Regions from separate parts of the Homo sapiens genome. Here region 2 is linked to region 1. A link is an interaction called in ENCODE POLR2A ChIA-PET data of the cell type or tissue named here. Cell type or tissue: Panc1. All regions are shown on one strand.

Evidence for each region. ChIA-PET counts read pairs that join two places held together with the same protein. Peaks named below come from ENCODE experiments on the same cell type or tissue, not always from the same donor. Only the 100,000 strongest peaks of a DNase experiment are listed, where the experiment ranks them.
Region 2: POLR2A ChIA-PET joins it to region 1 with 15 read pairs; 2 of 35 experiments call an interaction of 5 or more read pairs at or near these places.

What each region holds. Positions count from the first base shown.
Region 1 is chr2:25,358,183-25,366,182 of GRCh38, forward strand. No RefSeq gene overlaps it. Among named protein-coding and RNA genes, the nearest start is that of DNMT3A, 20 kb to the left of the region's middle. RefSeq lists enhancers at 258-793, 4,011-4,090, 4,361-4,460, 4,511-4,560. In Panc1, a CTCF peak has its summit at 3,937 (motif pointing right); a DNase peak (open chromatin) is centred at 3,919; H3K4me3 peaks cover 1,287 bases; H3K27ac peaks cover 832 bases.
Region 2 is chr2:25,634,903-25,642,902 of GRCh38, forward strand. It overlaps DTNB (dystrobrevin beta), which reads right to left. Exons shown (of 21, transcript NM_021907.5): 3 at 4,112-4,192. Among named protein-coding and RNA genes, the nearest start is that of DTNB, 35 kb to the right of the region's middle. In Panc1, no CTCF peak of the experiment used is centred here; no DNase peak of the experiment used is centred here.

The DNA of each region.
Region 1 (8,000 bases):
ATGTGGGTGCTTCTAGAAGCTGGCAAAGGCAAGGACATTGGTCCTCCCCTGGAGCTTTCAGAGAAGGCCACAGCCCCTTTTTCCTGTTCTTCCCCCTCTGTTCCAAGCTGGGGCCTGAGCCGGGCAGCTGGGCTAAGAGCTGGAAGACCTGGATTCCAACCCTGGCTCTGCCTCTAATTTGCTCTTGGACCCTGAGACGTCGTGTTTCTTCACTTGACCTTAGTTTTCTGACACATGGGCTTGTAACAGGCTCCTGCCTGTCTCCTGGGGTGGCTAGGCCCAGGCCACATGTAGGGATGCTCAAAAGCAGGGCAATAGTCCTGAGGCCCATGCCAGGGCCCTGGCCCCTGGCTCCAGGTCTAACGCCCATTTGCATTTTCATTCCTTTTCTAACCCAACAAAGGATCAGGGCTGGGATCATAAAAGTGACTCCCAGAGAGTAAACCTCCTCTCAGACAAAGGACGGCATGGAGGGCAGAGGTGTTAAGTCAGTTCCCTAAGTCCACTCAGCCAGCTGGGGCCAAGCACTAAACTTCCAGGCTTCCAGTGAGGGCATTTTCCCCACCCCAGAGGGTGTCCTTCAGGGGAACATCTGTCCCAGAGTGGCACTGGGTAAAGGGCAGGGGCTTCGCATTGGGAGCTGTGGATTCTCGTGCCAGCTTGCCCACTCGCCAGATGTTGTGCTCTTGTTGATCATGCCTGGCTTGCGGGGTTGTTGGGAGAATTAAATGAGAGGGTGCTGAGTGCCTGGTACTGAGCCCACACATAGCGAGTACTCCACAGCCTTAGCTGACATGAACTGCCTGCCTTCCCTGCTTCTCTCCATTCCTCATTTCACAGAAGACAGGGGAAATTCCCCTTTCAGACAGAGCTCTCATGAGATCCTAGTCACAAACCCGGAGGCAGACAGGCCAGCCCTTGTTTTTTTGTTTTTTTGTTTTTTTTTTTTAGATGGAGTCTCGTGCTGTTGCCCAGGCTGGAGTGCAATAGTGCAATCTCGGCTCACTAAAACCTCCGCCTCCTGGGTTCAAGCGATTCTCATGCCTCAGCCTCCCGAGTAGCTGGGATTACAGGCACGCTCCATCATGCCTGGCTGATCTTTTGTATTTTTAGTAGAGATGGGGTTTCATCATGTTGATAAGGCTGGTCTGGAACTCCTGACCTCAAGATCTGCCGGCCTCGGCCTCCCAAAGTGCTGGGATTACAGGTGTGAGCAACTGCACCTGGCCCCAGCCCTTGTTTTGTCCATTTTAAGGATGAGGCTGCTGAGGTCCCGAGGGGGCTCTGAGCAAGCCAGCGGCAGAGCCAGGGCCAGACCAGGACTCTCACCTCACCCTCTGTCCACACAGAATTTCCCAGGGGGCCCGGGGCTCTCTTGTGCTAGAGACTGGCTGAGGCCGAGGGCTTGTCACCCAGCCCACCTGCTGCCAGGCTGGGTACTGGCTCACAGCTCTGTCCCTGAGCAGATCTAACCCAGCCCTCCCCTTGCTGTCCCCTCCCTCTCACTGCGTCCCAAGCACCCGGCCTCCAGGGTCATTTGGAAAACCTGCCTGTCCCCAGACATCTTGAAATCTCTTGAGTGGAGACCTTTCCTTGCCACACTTAATGAATTTCAGGAGCTGAATGTGGGCCCCTGGGAGGTTGGGGGCTGTGAACAGTGGGGAGAGGAGTAGACAGGGACAAAGAAGTTCAGGACAGGAAGGTGCAAGAACCTGGGCTGCGGGGGCTGATTTTCCTGAGCAGAACTGGGCTAGCATGTTCGTGGGGACAAGGGAACAATGGGGGAGATGGAGGCCGGGTGTTTTGCTAAGCCAGGGCAGGAAAGCCTGACCTTCTGCACTTCTCAGGGGCCCAGCAGTGCCCTCCACACAGACCCTGGAGATATGGGCTTGGGGCTCTTGCCCAGAGAGTGGCAGGGAGGGCCCATCTTAGGTCCTAAGGTGTCTGCTGGTTCTGCCAGGTCTAACTCAGGTGCCCAAGAAGCAAGTCCTCTGAGGGCCCCAAGACCACCCATAGTGGCCCTAGAAAAGGTGGCTCCCCCATCCCCCTTGAGCCTTAAACTTGGCAGATTTCCTGGATTCCATGACTGACACAGACCTTCCTTTCCCAGCAGCCAGCCCTGAGCAGGGCCCATGGACTCGCCCTGTCCCTTCCCCTCCTTGACCAGGCAAACCATCTTGAAGTTGCTAGAGCAAGATTCTTCCTTATCCACTGGGAGAGGCCAGGGTCTGTCCTTCTCTCAGGCCACCCCCACCCCCAGCCCCCCCTTCTCTTCTCAGGTGATTTTGGTGGCATACCTCTTCCTTTCTGTCCTAAGCCCATCAACCCCCCTCCCACTTTTTTTTTTTTTTTTTTTTTTTTTGGCCACAGAAAAGAAAGAAAAAGGAAAACAGCCTAAAGGCATATTCTCCTTTGTGTAAAATTAATATATGCTATTCAAGGGCATGTAAATGTAATTTTAAAGTCAGCTTTCTTGGGCCTTTGTTAGGAGGCCGCTGTCGTGGTCAGAAATCTACATAGCATATGGCATATAGTAGGTGGTCAATAAAAAAAAACTCATCCTGCCCTCCTCTCTCCCCGCCACCTTTCCTTTCTCAAGGGTCCCGAGGGCACCTGGGCTTCCCAAAGCAGAGAGGCCTGTTGGGGGCAGATGCCCACCTGCCCTCCCGCCACCCGTGCCTGTCTGGGCTTCTCCTCCCAGAACAAACCTCTCCTGCAGGGGAGGGCAGGTGGCACCTGAGGGACTGTCCTGAGGGCTACTGAGGGACTCAAGGAAAAAACCCACCTTGAGTCAAGCAAGTCTTCCATGTCTCAGAGGGGATCCTTCCCAGGCCTCCTTTTTTTTTTTTTTTTTGAGATGGAGTCTCAGAGTCTTGCTGTGTCACCCAGGCTGGAGTACAGTGGCGTGATCTCAGCTTACTGTAACCTCCGCCTCCCGGGTTCAAGCGATTCTCCTGCCTCAGCCTCCCGAGTAGCTGGGATTACAGACTGCACCATCATACCCAGCTAATTTTTTTTTTTTTTTGAGACAGAGTCCCACTCTGTCGCCTAGGCTGGAGTGCAGTGGCATGATCTTGGCTTACTGCAACCTCCGCCTCCCGGGTTCAAGCGATTCTCTTGCCTCAGCCTGCCAAGTAGCTGGGACTACGGGCACGTGCCACCACACCCGGGTGATTTTTGTATTTTTAGTAGAGACGGGGGTCTCACCATGTTGGCCAGGCTGGCCTCAAACTCCTTATCTCAGGTGATCCGCCTGCCTTGGCCTCCAACTCTGTGCTGGAGCTACAGATATGAGCCACCGCGTCCGGCCAGGCCGCCTTTTAAATTAGGATCAAGGAGCATGGCCTGAAAAAATGATTGTTTTAGTGCCCCGACCCCACGAGGGAGTGCGGGACTGAGACCCCCATCAGGCCACTGAGCAGGGGAGCCAGGACAGCTTGGCGGTCACACCCCGGAGGTCTGGGTGCAGCGCGGGAAGGCTGGGTCCCTTCTAGGATCTCTGGGCCACTAGTCCAGCTGTGGGGACAGTGTCCGAAGCCCCTGCCCCACTGACTGGGGATCCGGAAAAAGGGTGCCACCTCCCCACCCCAGGCATCTACTTTGCTTAATGGAGGCTGAGCCCAAAGAGATGCCATTGAGCACCTAACACCACTATTGCCACTTTTCTGGCCACTTTTCCACATCAAACTCATTCTTTTGGTCAAGTGGGAATAGAAATCAGGGAAAGTTGTGGGGAAAGTCATTTCAAGTAAACAGATTCAAAAGCGCTCGACAGCCCCTCGGCGGCTCCGCTCCGAATAACCCCACCGCGGTCAGCAGGTTTCGGAGCGGAGTCCGGGTCTCCATCGGCTGCAAAAACCAGCGAAGTGGGCGGCTCCGCCAGGCCGAGGACCCAGTGCAGTCGCCGCATTTCGCTCTTCACCCTCCAGGTGGCGCTAGCGGGGGCGGAGCGCATATTTGTATTTGGGGAGGAGCTTCAGAAATGCTGACTGTTGATTGGCTGGGCTCAGTCTCGCTTTCTTTTCTCCTTCCCGGCAGGGCTAGGGAGGGGACCCAGTCCCGGTGCCTGAGCTGCGCAAGAGGAAACGTGTGTGTGGGAATGGGACAGAGGGGACGGGGTTGGCTCACTTGACACAGAAAGAACATTTGGGGCATGGCCCCTGGGTGTGTTCACTCCTCAAGGACAATCCTGATTTCCTGGTTTTTGTTTTTTTAATAAAGGCAATTTGTTAAGTGTATAATGAACTGTGTTTTCCATTTGTCATTCCTTTATAAGACACCTCATAAATTTACACACCAGGAAAATCCTTGGTGGGACCTGTTGATAATAAAGACATCGTTATTTACAAAAGAACGAAGGTGAGGACCTTCTAGACCTCCCTTTTTCATTTTCTTGGTCTCTGAATGTTGTGTTTGTGTTACCAATATAACGATCTGTGGCTGTATTTTATTTGCACATCTAACAACTGATTGTTAAGCTTCCGCTATCTGGCAGGCATTGGGTGGGGTTTCTCTGAGTCAAGAGTGAGGAAAAAAAGAGGGGGAGCTCGTGGACAGGTAGGACAGGCGGCAGCCAGGATCCAGGCTGTGCACGGGGAACATTGAAGAACGCTGCCACGGCCCCGAAGAAGAAGTGGAGCCACGGGGAGAGGAACGGGGAATTTAGAGGAAGTGGGGCCCGAGGGCAGCGGAGCAGAGCCGCTAGCTCAAAAAGCGCAGTGCTGAAGTCACACTGATGTCACTGCAGAAGCCCAGAGGAGCTAAGGAGAGGTGAGATGTTGGGGGATTCCCTAGGGCAGCTGGAGTGGGCCCCTGGCCTTTTGTCCGGTTGGTGGGGAGGAAAGCATTGGAAAGTATAACTTCCAGAATATTTCCTTCTTGCTCAGGACAGAAAGCCATCTCTGGGGCCAGGCGCGGTGGCTCACGACTGTAATTTTAGCACTTTGGGAGGCTGAGGCGGGTGGATCACGAGGTCAGGAGTTCAAGACCAGCCTGGCCAACATGCTGAAACCCCGTCTCTACTCAAAATATAAAAATTAGCCGGGCATGGTGGCAGGCGCCTGTAATCCCAGCTACTCGGGAGGCTGAGGCAGGAGAATGGCTTGAATCTGGGAGGCAGAGGTTGTGGTGAGCCGATCATACTACTGTACTCCAGCCTGGGAGACAGAGTGAGACTCCGCCGCAAAAAAAAAAAAAAAAAAAAAAAAAAAAAAAAAAAAAAAAAGAAGAAATTTTTGCTAAGTGAATAAGGGAAGCAGATGCTTCTTGATCGGTAGAGAAAGCTCCCTCTAGGAGCCTGCACAGAGCCCAGTATCTCTGGCAAAGAATAAATTGTTCGGAGAGGGCTCTCTTTAGTGTAGGGGAAAGTAGCCCCTTTGCCCCGGGAGAAAACTGTGACAAGACCTTGGCGTTTCAAGGGCTTGAAGAAACTGCTCACCCACTGAGGGGGCAAGCAAGTCACAAGTGTGTGTATACCTGGTGGTGAGAGTGAGGTCTGCGAGGTGGTCCTCCCCATCCTGTCCTGCTCCTTACCTGCCATTCCAAGACCAGCCTCCACCCCAGAAGCAGATTTTCCCATGACTTGAGGGCTACAGCCTGGGCAGAGATTTGGCTCAGGGCCCTGGACTCCACCCCTCGACCTCCTTAAGTGGCCCTTTACATGTCTGGGCAGGGGAGACAAATCAGCGCCCCAAGCCTGAGCACCCGTGCCAGGCCTGGGGAGATCCTCAGCCACCTGGCACCGGGCGTGGGGCTTGGGCCCTGGCAGTACCAGGTTCCCTTGTCCCCATCACTGTAGCCTCTCGCCTATGAGTCCAGGTAGGGTCTGGCCAGTGCGGCTCAGTGTGGCTTGACCCACAGTGCCCAGTGGATGGTGCAGACACTAGTGTCAGAGGAAGAAAGGAAAGCAACCATTATTACTCATTTGCTATGTGCTCAGCCCTGCTCCAGGTCTCTTACACATTTTAATATAATCCTTAGAACAACTAAATAGGTTGGAATTATCTTCATTTTATAGATGCAGAGAATAAGGCAGTGACCTGAGGTCACTCTAGAAAGGAGCAGCGTCAGGATTCAAATGAAGGTGTGCCTGCCCTCCAGAACCCATGCTTTTCCATTGAACCCTATAGCTGTCCAGGAAGGCATGGTCCCCAGGGATCCCAGGAACCCTCAGGTACCTCCCTGAGAAGCAGGGCCCCAGACAGGCCTCCAAGAAACAGGGAGGATGAGACAACTCCAGAGAAGAAGGCAGAACCCTCGCTGGTGAGGACCCTTGGGAGCAAAGACAGGGACAGAAGGAGGAGACTTAGCAAGGGGCCAGCAGGGTGCAGACTCGCAGAAAAAGGAAAGGGAGAAGATTCAAAAGGGCAAATTGAGGCAAGAGGTGACAGATTTAGACCAGGTCTAGGGAGATCATGGAGGAAGCCCGGGGCAGCTGGAGGCACCCCAGCAGGACTGGATGACTTAGGGACCAAGGTTGGAGCAGAGGGCAGGAGTCACACATATAAATGCTCCTGGGAGCTGGGCAGGTCACGTCAATGGGCAGGTGAGCTGAGGGTGGAGCACAGACAGAGCTGAGCAAGAGACAAGCAGGACGTGGGAGTTGGAGCGGGGTTGGGAGCCCTCAGACAATAACCAGAGGCTGGGACACAGGCGCCCAGTCTTTCCCAGGCAGCTGGGTGGGCAGCGGGCACACCAGACAATCATGGGTCCTGGACCCACACCTCAGATCCCCTCTTAGTGACTGTGCAAGCTTTCCCATCCTCGTTAGCCTCTCCAAGTTTTCTCTACAGATGGACACCCTCGGCATCGCCTTAAAACACGTATTCATTAACCACACTAAAAAGCAGTCTTTTCCCCATTCCAGGGCCAGTCTGCACAATCGTTAGGTTCTAACATAAGCTTCATTTCCAGGCCAGCACACCCTCCGGGTCACAATACATTAGTCATTTGCCATTCAGAATTGGCACCCATTGTGTGCCAGCACTGTCTTTTAGCTCCTTCTCCCATGTTTCAGGCTGGTGGGAACTGGCACCCACCGTGTGCCAGCACCCTGTCTTCTAGCTCCTGCTCCCGTGTTTCAGGTTGGTGGGAAGTTTTCAAGTTTCAAGTGTCTGGGGGAAAGTTTATACCTCATTTGGGTGTTCCCGAGCAGGAATACCCTCAGCGGTAACTGGCACAGAGTGAGCTATTGCTTCCTGTGGGCCATGGTGATTGGACTGTCTCCCACCTAGCCAGGAAGTGCCTCCAGGCAGGAGCCGACTCTTCTAGAGGCCTGAGACAGGCCTGCTCCTTTGCATAAGAACTTGTCCAGGATGCTTTAGCTTTGGGCTGGGGTGGGGTGGGTGGTGCGTCATTCAGGAAGACAGGTGGATTTTTTTAAAGCAATAAAATAGTACTATTATTTGTAAACTTTGTTCAGACACTATCCTAGCATTTCATGTGTGTTGGTTAACAGGCAGAAATTTAATTACCTGCATTATCTCTCTATATATTTAGTAAATCATTTGCGTGTTAGGTATTTGTCCACAAGCACTCATTTTAGTTACCAGGGATCTTGGAGAACATAGTATTCGCACATTTTGAGGGACTCGAAGGTGTATATCACTATCCCTGACTTTAGGGACCTTATAGTTGGTTCAGGAAGACAAGAAGAGCATGTTAAAAAGCTCAGAGGAGCCAGGTGCGGAGGCTCAACTGTAATCCCAGCACTTTGGGAGGCCAAGGTGGGCCCAAGAGTTTGAGACAAGCCCCTTGCTTGAGCTCAGCCTGGGCAATATGGCAAAACCCTGTCTCTATTTAAAAAAAGAAAAAAAGAAAAAAAGAAAAAAAAAAAGGCTGGGTGCAGTCGCTCAGGCCTGTAATCCTAGCACTTTGGGAGGCCGAGGCAGGTAGACCACGAGGTCAGGAGTTCGAGACCGGCCTGGCCAATATGGTGAAACCCCATCTCTACTAAAAATACAAAAATTAGCTGGGCATGGTGACGCACACCTGTAGTCCCA
Region 2 (8,000 bases), 280 kb after region 1:
CGGGACACAAACACTGCGGAAGGCCGCAGGGTCCTCTGCCTAGGAAAACCAGAGACCTTTGTTCACTTGTTTATCTGCTGACCTTCCCTCCACTATTGTCCTATGACCCTGCCAAATCCCCCTCTGCGAGAAACACCCAAGAATGATCAATAAAAAAAAATAAAAAAATAAAAAAAGAAAAAAAAAAAAAGAAATTTTAAAATAATAGTATCATGTCACTGAAGACCTAGGAATAAATCCAATGAAGAGGCTGGGAGTGGTGGCTCACATCTGTAATCCCAGCACTTTGGGAGGCCAAGACAGGTGGATCACTTGAGGCCAGGAGTTCGAGACCAGCCTGGACAACATGGCGAAACTGTCTCTACTAAAAATACAAAAGTTAGCTGGGTATGGTGGCGGGCGCCTGTAGTTCCAGCTACTGGGGAAGCTGGGGCAGGAGAATCAAACCTAGGAGGCGGAGGTTGCAGTGAGCCAAGATTGCGCCACTGCACTCCAGCCTGAGCGATAGAGCGACTCTGATTCAAAACATAAATAAATAAAAATTTAAAAAATAAAAAACATCCAATGAAGGATGTGCAACATCTCTACAAAGAAATTAAAGACCTAAATAGTTCTAGGGATGACCATATACCACGTTCACAGGAGGAAATCTCAACATTGGCAATATGTCAATTCTCCCCAACTTGATTTACAGATTCAACAGAATCCCAATCAAAATCTCTGCAGGACTGTACAGTAAAAGAGGAATTTTACTGTGTGTAAATTATACTTGAAAAAAGAAATGAATAAAAAAAACACAGGAGAGTTGTTTTGTTGGTTTTAGTAGAAATTGGCAAGCAGATTCTAAAGTTTATATGAAAATGAATGTTAAAAAGACAAGACTGTCCCAGAGAATCTTAAAAAGAAAAGCCGAGCAAAGTAGGAAGACTTGCCTTGCCTGACATCTAGATTTACTAAATTCTAATAGTGGTTACTGCTACAAGAAAGTGCAGTATTAGAACAGTCTGGTATTGGTAGAAGGATAGACAAACAGACCAGGGAACACAAGAGGGTCAAAAAGCAGACCTTCTCATATATGGACACTGCCATGAACATTCTTGTACAGATTCATGAATATGTTCATATTCAATGAATGAATATGGGAAGACTCTTTAGCAGTAAAGAAAATTGTTTATTTTCTTCTGTTTATTGACTGTTTAGTGACCCTTTCAATAAAAAGTGAAGGAACAACTGAAAATACATATGGAAAAACTTGTACAGATTCATGAATATATTCATATTCAATGAATAAGCATGAGAAGACTCTTCAGCATTGAAGAAAATTGTTTATTTTCTTCTGTTTATTGACCCTTTCAACAAAAAGTAAAGGAACAACTGAACATACATATGGAAAAACTTGAAAACTGACTACTACTTATCCTGTACAGTCTCAAAATTTTTTTCAGATCAACTCTAGAATCCTACGTGAAAGGTAACAAAATAAAACCTTTAGAACAATGCATCTTTTACTTTATATTACTAATGCCACTAGCCTAGTCAGGCTCTCAACACTCCACACGTAGACTACTGTTTCCCAAGAATAATTATGGCAGGAATTATAAAAACGAGAGTTGTTCTAAGGCAGTGGTTTTCGAACTTTTTGACCACGAGCACAGAAATATATTTAAATCATCACATACACACATATACACACAAACACATACATATATCTAGATATATAAATATATTTAAATCATCACAGAAATATATTTAAATCATCATGTACACACACAAACACATAGATACATCCAGATATCAGAACACATTTAGCCTTACCACATAAGTTGCATTCTAATATTTTATTTTTCTTCCTTTTTTTTCCTATTATATGTTTTTAATTCTGGCTACAGCCCATCAAAATGATTTCATGAAGCATTAATGGGTAACAACTCACAATGTAAAAAATAATGCTTTGAGAAACCACTGGAGAAAGAAACATCACTTCGATCTAGGATGGCATGATAAACTCTTCGGAGAGAATTTTAAGTTAAGATTTGTGAGTAAGACTTAAAGTAGAGTAGAATTTATCAGCTGTAACGTGATTTGCCCAAGATTATTTGTTTATAATAAATGGCAAAACCAGGTCTAACAGAGCCCTCAGAAATAATAGCACACATCTACAACCATCTGATCTTTGACAAACCTGACGAAAACAAGAAATGGGGAAAGGATTCCCTATTTAATAAATGGTACTGGGAAAACTGGTTAGCCATATGTCAAAAGCTGAAACTGGATCCCTTCCTTACACCTTATACAAAAATTAATTCAAGATGGATTAAAGACTTAAATGTTAGACCTAAAACCATAAAAACCCTAGAAGAAAACCTAGGCAATACCATTCAGGACACAGGCATGGGCAAGAACTTCATGTCTAAAACACCAAAAGCAATGGCAACAAAATCCAAAATTGACAAATGGGATCTAATTAAACTAAAGAGCTTCTGCACAGCAAAAGAAGCTACCATCAGAGTGAACAGGCAATCTACGGAATGGGAGAAAATTTTTGCCACCTACCCATCTGACAAAGGGCTAATATCCAGAATCTACAAAGAACTTAAACAAATTTACAAGAAAAAATCAAACAACCCCATCAAAAAGTGGGCGAAGGATATGAACAGACACTTCTCAAAAGAAAACATTTATGCAGCCAACAGACACATGAAAAAATGCTCATCATCACTGGCCATGAGAGAAATGCAAATCAAAACCACAATGAGATACCATCTCATGCCAGTTAGAATGGCAATCATTAAAAAGTCAGGAAACAACAGGTGCTGGAGAGGATGTGGAGAAATAGGAACACTTTTACGCTGCTGGTGGGACTGTAAACTAGTTCAACCATTGTGGAAGACAGTGTGGCGATTCCTCAAGGATCTAGAACTAGAAATACCATTTGACCCAGCAATCCCATTACTGGGTATATACCCAAAGGATTATAAATCAGGCTGCTATAAAGACACATGCACACGTATGTTTATTGCAGCACTATTCACAACAGCAAAGACTTGGAACCAACTCAAATGCCCATCAATGATAGACTGGATTAAGAAAATGTGGCACATATACACCATGGAATACTATGCAGCCATAAAAAAGGATGAGTTCATGTCCTTTGTAGGGACATGGATGAAGCTGGAAGTCATCATTCTCAGCAAACTATCGCAAGGACAGAAAAGTGAACACCACATGTTCTCACTCACTGGTGGGAATTGAACAATGAGAACACTTGGACACAGGAAGGGGAATATCACACACCGGGGCCTGTCATGGGATGGCAGGAGGGGGAGGGATAGCATTAGGAGATATACCTAATGTAAATGACGAGTTAATGGGTGCAGCACACCAACATGGCACATGTATACATATGTAACAAACCTGCACGTTGTGCACATGTACCCTAGAACTTAAAGTATAATAAAAAATAAATAAATAAAAACTAAAACCAAGGTTTTTCAATTCTAAGGTTAATGCTCTTTCCATTGTATAAAATACTTTTTCCACTGATACACACAAACACGAGAAAAGTACAATAATTCTGTCACGAGCTAGTTCATCTTCATGGAAATAAAGAGAAGAAAGATTAAGTATATACACACACAGACATACATATACATATATACAGACACACACACACTTTATTTTATGATCCACATGGTAGCAATTATTTATAGAAAAGGTTGATTCATGTTACATTAAGCTTAATGAAGAAAATCAATTCCAATTATACCTTTATCAAAAACATTGTTTTTCTTTTCCTCCAGCAGCTGATAAATTGTATTAATTTTACATAAAGCATTTCCTTAATAAAAGTGACAGAGAAATCCATTCTCCCATTTAAAGAACATTAATACTACAACAGCCTCAAAACTAGTTACATGACTGAGTTTGTTAAACATTTTGAAGGACAAAGAAGTAAAATGACAAGTTCTTCCATTACAAAGCTTACATACTAATAAATACTTAAGACAAAAATAATTCAATTAACATTACAATACAACTAAAAGATGTTAAAGTCTTTTCTAATATTGAGAACTCTATCCAGCTATCACAGAAATGAGTAGAAATGACTCACGGTTGCATCGTTTTTGTACAAATCGTAATTTGCAGGCTGTTCTGTAAGTTGATAGTCGTATGACATCAAAATTCTGAGCACCTGAAAAAAGGCAAACAGAAATGCTCAACTAGATTTACCATTTAGTTTCCAAACGCTAGGAAATGACTCCATTCTATTGTATTGTCATAGTATACCAGTCAGCTAGGACTTCTTAAAAACGGTGGGTCAATTAAAACAACAACAGAGGGAGAAAAGGATAGGAAACACGTGCATCTCCAGTATGTGCAGGAACTCTGCTAGTCTAGCTCCTGATATCCTGTCTGCTCATCGGAGAAAACTCCAGGGGGAGGAACACTTATGAGGTGAGTGAGTGAACTATGATTAGGAAAGGGGAGTAGGGCAGCATCGTGAGAAAGACCCAAGCCTAGAGTCAGAAAAGCTGCATTCCTGTCCCAGCCTGACCAACCACAGAATACGACTGTGGCCATGCCCCGTGGCTGTGGCCATGCGGCGTGCCTCTGCACATAAGTGTCCTCATTTGGGAAATGAGGGAACGGACCGGTTGCCTGAAAGGTCCCCTTCCAGTCTGTGGCAGCCTGTATTTTCCAAAAAAAAAAAAAAGCCACAACAATATTTTCAGAACAGTATTTTATGTACTTCTAGTATGTTGTCCCTCTCCATCAAGGTCTAGAGATTCTTTCCTTCCATGTGAATCTGACCAGGACACTGTGACGGCCTCGCGGCACAGAATGCGGCAGAAGTACAGTGCGGGACTTCTGGAGATAGATGATAACAGACGGCATAGCTTGCTCTGCTCTTGCTCTTCCGGGATGCTTGTGCTGGGAGCCCAGATGCCATACCGTGAGAAAGCCCAGACTGATGTGGAGAGGCCACAGTGAGAAGATCGTACGAAGAAGAACTGAGTCCACCAACCAAACCAGCATCGACTGCCAAACGCGCAGGCGAGCGAGCCTTCAAATGATTCAAGCCCTAAGCCTTTGAGTCTTCTGCTGAGACCTCAGGCATCATGAAGCAAAGTCAAGATGTCAGCACTGAACGCTGTTCTGAGTCTAGACCCACAAAACGCATAAATAGAATGACTGTTTGAGGGGTAAGCGATATATGGCCAGAGTAACTAGAACAAAGCCTAAAATTATACATGAGTCTATAAATCACATTTTGTTCTCATTTTAATTGCTGCAAATGAAGTCTCCTTGAATTTTAAGACCACTGTAGATAGGATTGGCCCCCAATGTGAGATTTCACCTATCCTTCCTTTATAAAATTTGGCAGCAAGTTTTGACTCAATAAGGGGACAGAGAACTGGCACAAATTATCTTGTATCAGTATTTATAGGCATCTCTCATTTGTCTTCATTACACGGTATGGAGGCGGGGGGTGGAGGGGGTTAAAGGAAGGATTTTTCCAGGTTTTTGGTTTTTGTATACTGAACAAAAAGTGAAGGTTTATCTTAGTCTGACTTCAATCAACCTTCCTCCTGATGTCATGATTAAAATTATTTCCTCAGGGGATACCTGGTTCTCACAAAATATTTATCCCTCTCTCTCTCTGTATTATACAGTCCCACTTTCTCTTTTTAAATATAAAAGCTTTATTAAAATATAATTCAAAGTCCAGATGCAGTAGCTCACACCTGTAATCTCAGTACTTTGGGGGGCTGAGGTAGGAGGATCAGTTGAGCCCAGCAGTTTAAAACCAGCCTTTTTTTGGCCAGGCGCGGTGGCTCATGCCTGTAATCCCAGCACTTTGGGAGGCTGAGGCGGGCGGATCACAAGGTCAGGAGATCAAGACCATCCTGACTAACATGGTGAAACCCCGTCTCTACTAAAAATACAAAAAATTAGCCGGGTGAGGTGGTGGGCGCCTGTAGTCCCAGCTACTCGGGAGGCTGAGGCAGGAGAATGGCACGAACCCGGGAGGCGGAGCTTGCAGTGAGCCAAGATTTGGGTACCACAAAAGATAAAATACAGCAAGTATCACAAAAGTCCAAAGATAACTATAATACTTTCGGAAAATGATAAGCTCCATACGCTCCAGCCAAGTTTGCCAGAGATCTCTACACTGAAGTTTCAGGTACAGTCACGAATCAAGGGTCACTCTGCTTTCCTTTGCCATTGTTCCTTATGAACATGCATCACCATAAAGCCCAGTGGAAAAAGGGTACAGAGATTAGTAGGATGGCACACAATTCAGAAACTCTAGGGAGCCGTGCCACAACAGCATTTTAGAAATCTAATAACACTCCAAATCCCAAAATAATTTGTAAAGAGTTAGATGCAAACAATAGCCTTAGAATCTTATTAAAATCATATTGTGCCAACATTCTACTAATCAGATTCTAAAACCTCCCATATGTCTGCCTTTTTCTGGAGCAATCATCTTTCCTGGTTTCTTAGAAGGAAAGTCCTCATCCATTACCTCAAAGGATATTTTATTTTATTTTATTTTTTTGCCCAGGATGGTCTCAAGCTCCTGAGCTCAAGTGACCCTCCCACTTCAGCATCCTGAGTAGCTGGAATTACAGGCATAAGCCCACCATGCCTGGCAACTACTCCTTGCAAAACTCCACAACTACTTCCAAATATTTCTTATTTGAGATATTGGCCCAAAGCTGATTCCCACTGACAGCTTCCTATATTTTGTGTAACTGTGCTTTCGTGAAAAAGGATACAGTTCTACTCTGTTAACATGTTGAAGAAAAATGCAACCTCAGATGAGATTTTAGTGCACTGCAAACACCTTTGATTTCCAGACAAGGGAAGAGTTTTAGAAAAATGACAAATGTAGAAGCCAGATCAACTTCAAAGTCTTTTTTGTTTGTTTGGACGGAGTCTCGCTCTGTCACCCAGGCTGGAGTGCAGTAGCACGGTCTCGGCTTACTGCAAGCTCTGCCTCCCGGGTTCACGCCATTCTCCTGCCTCAGCCTCCCGAGTAGCTGGGACAACAGGCACCCACAACCACGCCCAACTAATTTTTTGTATTTTTAGTAGAGACAGAGTTTCACCATGTTAGCCAGGATGATCTCGATCTCCTGACCTCATGATCCACCCGCCTCAGCCTCCCAAAGTGCTGGGATTACAGGCATGAGCCACCACACCCAGCCCAAAGTCTTTTTATGAGTAAAAAGATATAAATAATACAAGTGAGATAAGTAACAGCCAATTTGGCATGCCTGTGCACGTGTGTGTGTATATGTGTATGTGTGTGTGTTGATAGGAGAAGGCAGGATATGAAGCTAAATCTTCTAACTCCAATCACAGTGAAGATCATATGATGCCAGGGGTTAATTAGTATCATCTGATCATAAGCATTGCCTGGCACTATGCTCAATGTATAAAATTCCAGGTCCCACTGCAGATCAACTTCCTGAAACAAAATCTCCAGTGAGAAACCCTGGGACACTATTTTTTTTTTTTTAGACAGGGTCTCACTATGTTGCCCAAGCTGGAATGCAGTGGTGCAATCTCGGTTCACTGCAGCCTTGACCTCTCGGGCTCAGGTGATTCACCTCAGCCTCCTGAGTAGCTGGGACCACAGGTGTGTGCCACCACACCCAGCTAATTTTTTGTATTTTTTACAGAGATGGGGTTTCACTATGTTGCCCAGGCTGGTCTTGAACTCCCGAGCTCAATGGATTTGCCTCCCTTGCCCTTCCAAAGTGCTGAGATTATAGGCATGAGCCACCATGCCTGGCCTGGAATCTTCATTTTTAACAAGTGCCCCAGTAGAGTGTTTTTGGGTTTTGTTTTTGTTTTGAGATAGAGTCTCGCTCTGTCACCCAGGCTAGAGTGCAGTGGCGCGATCTCAGCTCACTGCAACTTCTGCCTCCCAGGTTCAAGCAATTCTCCTGCCTCAGCCTCCTGAGTAGCTGGGACTACAGGCGTGT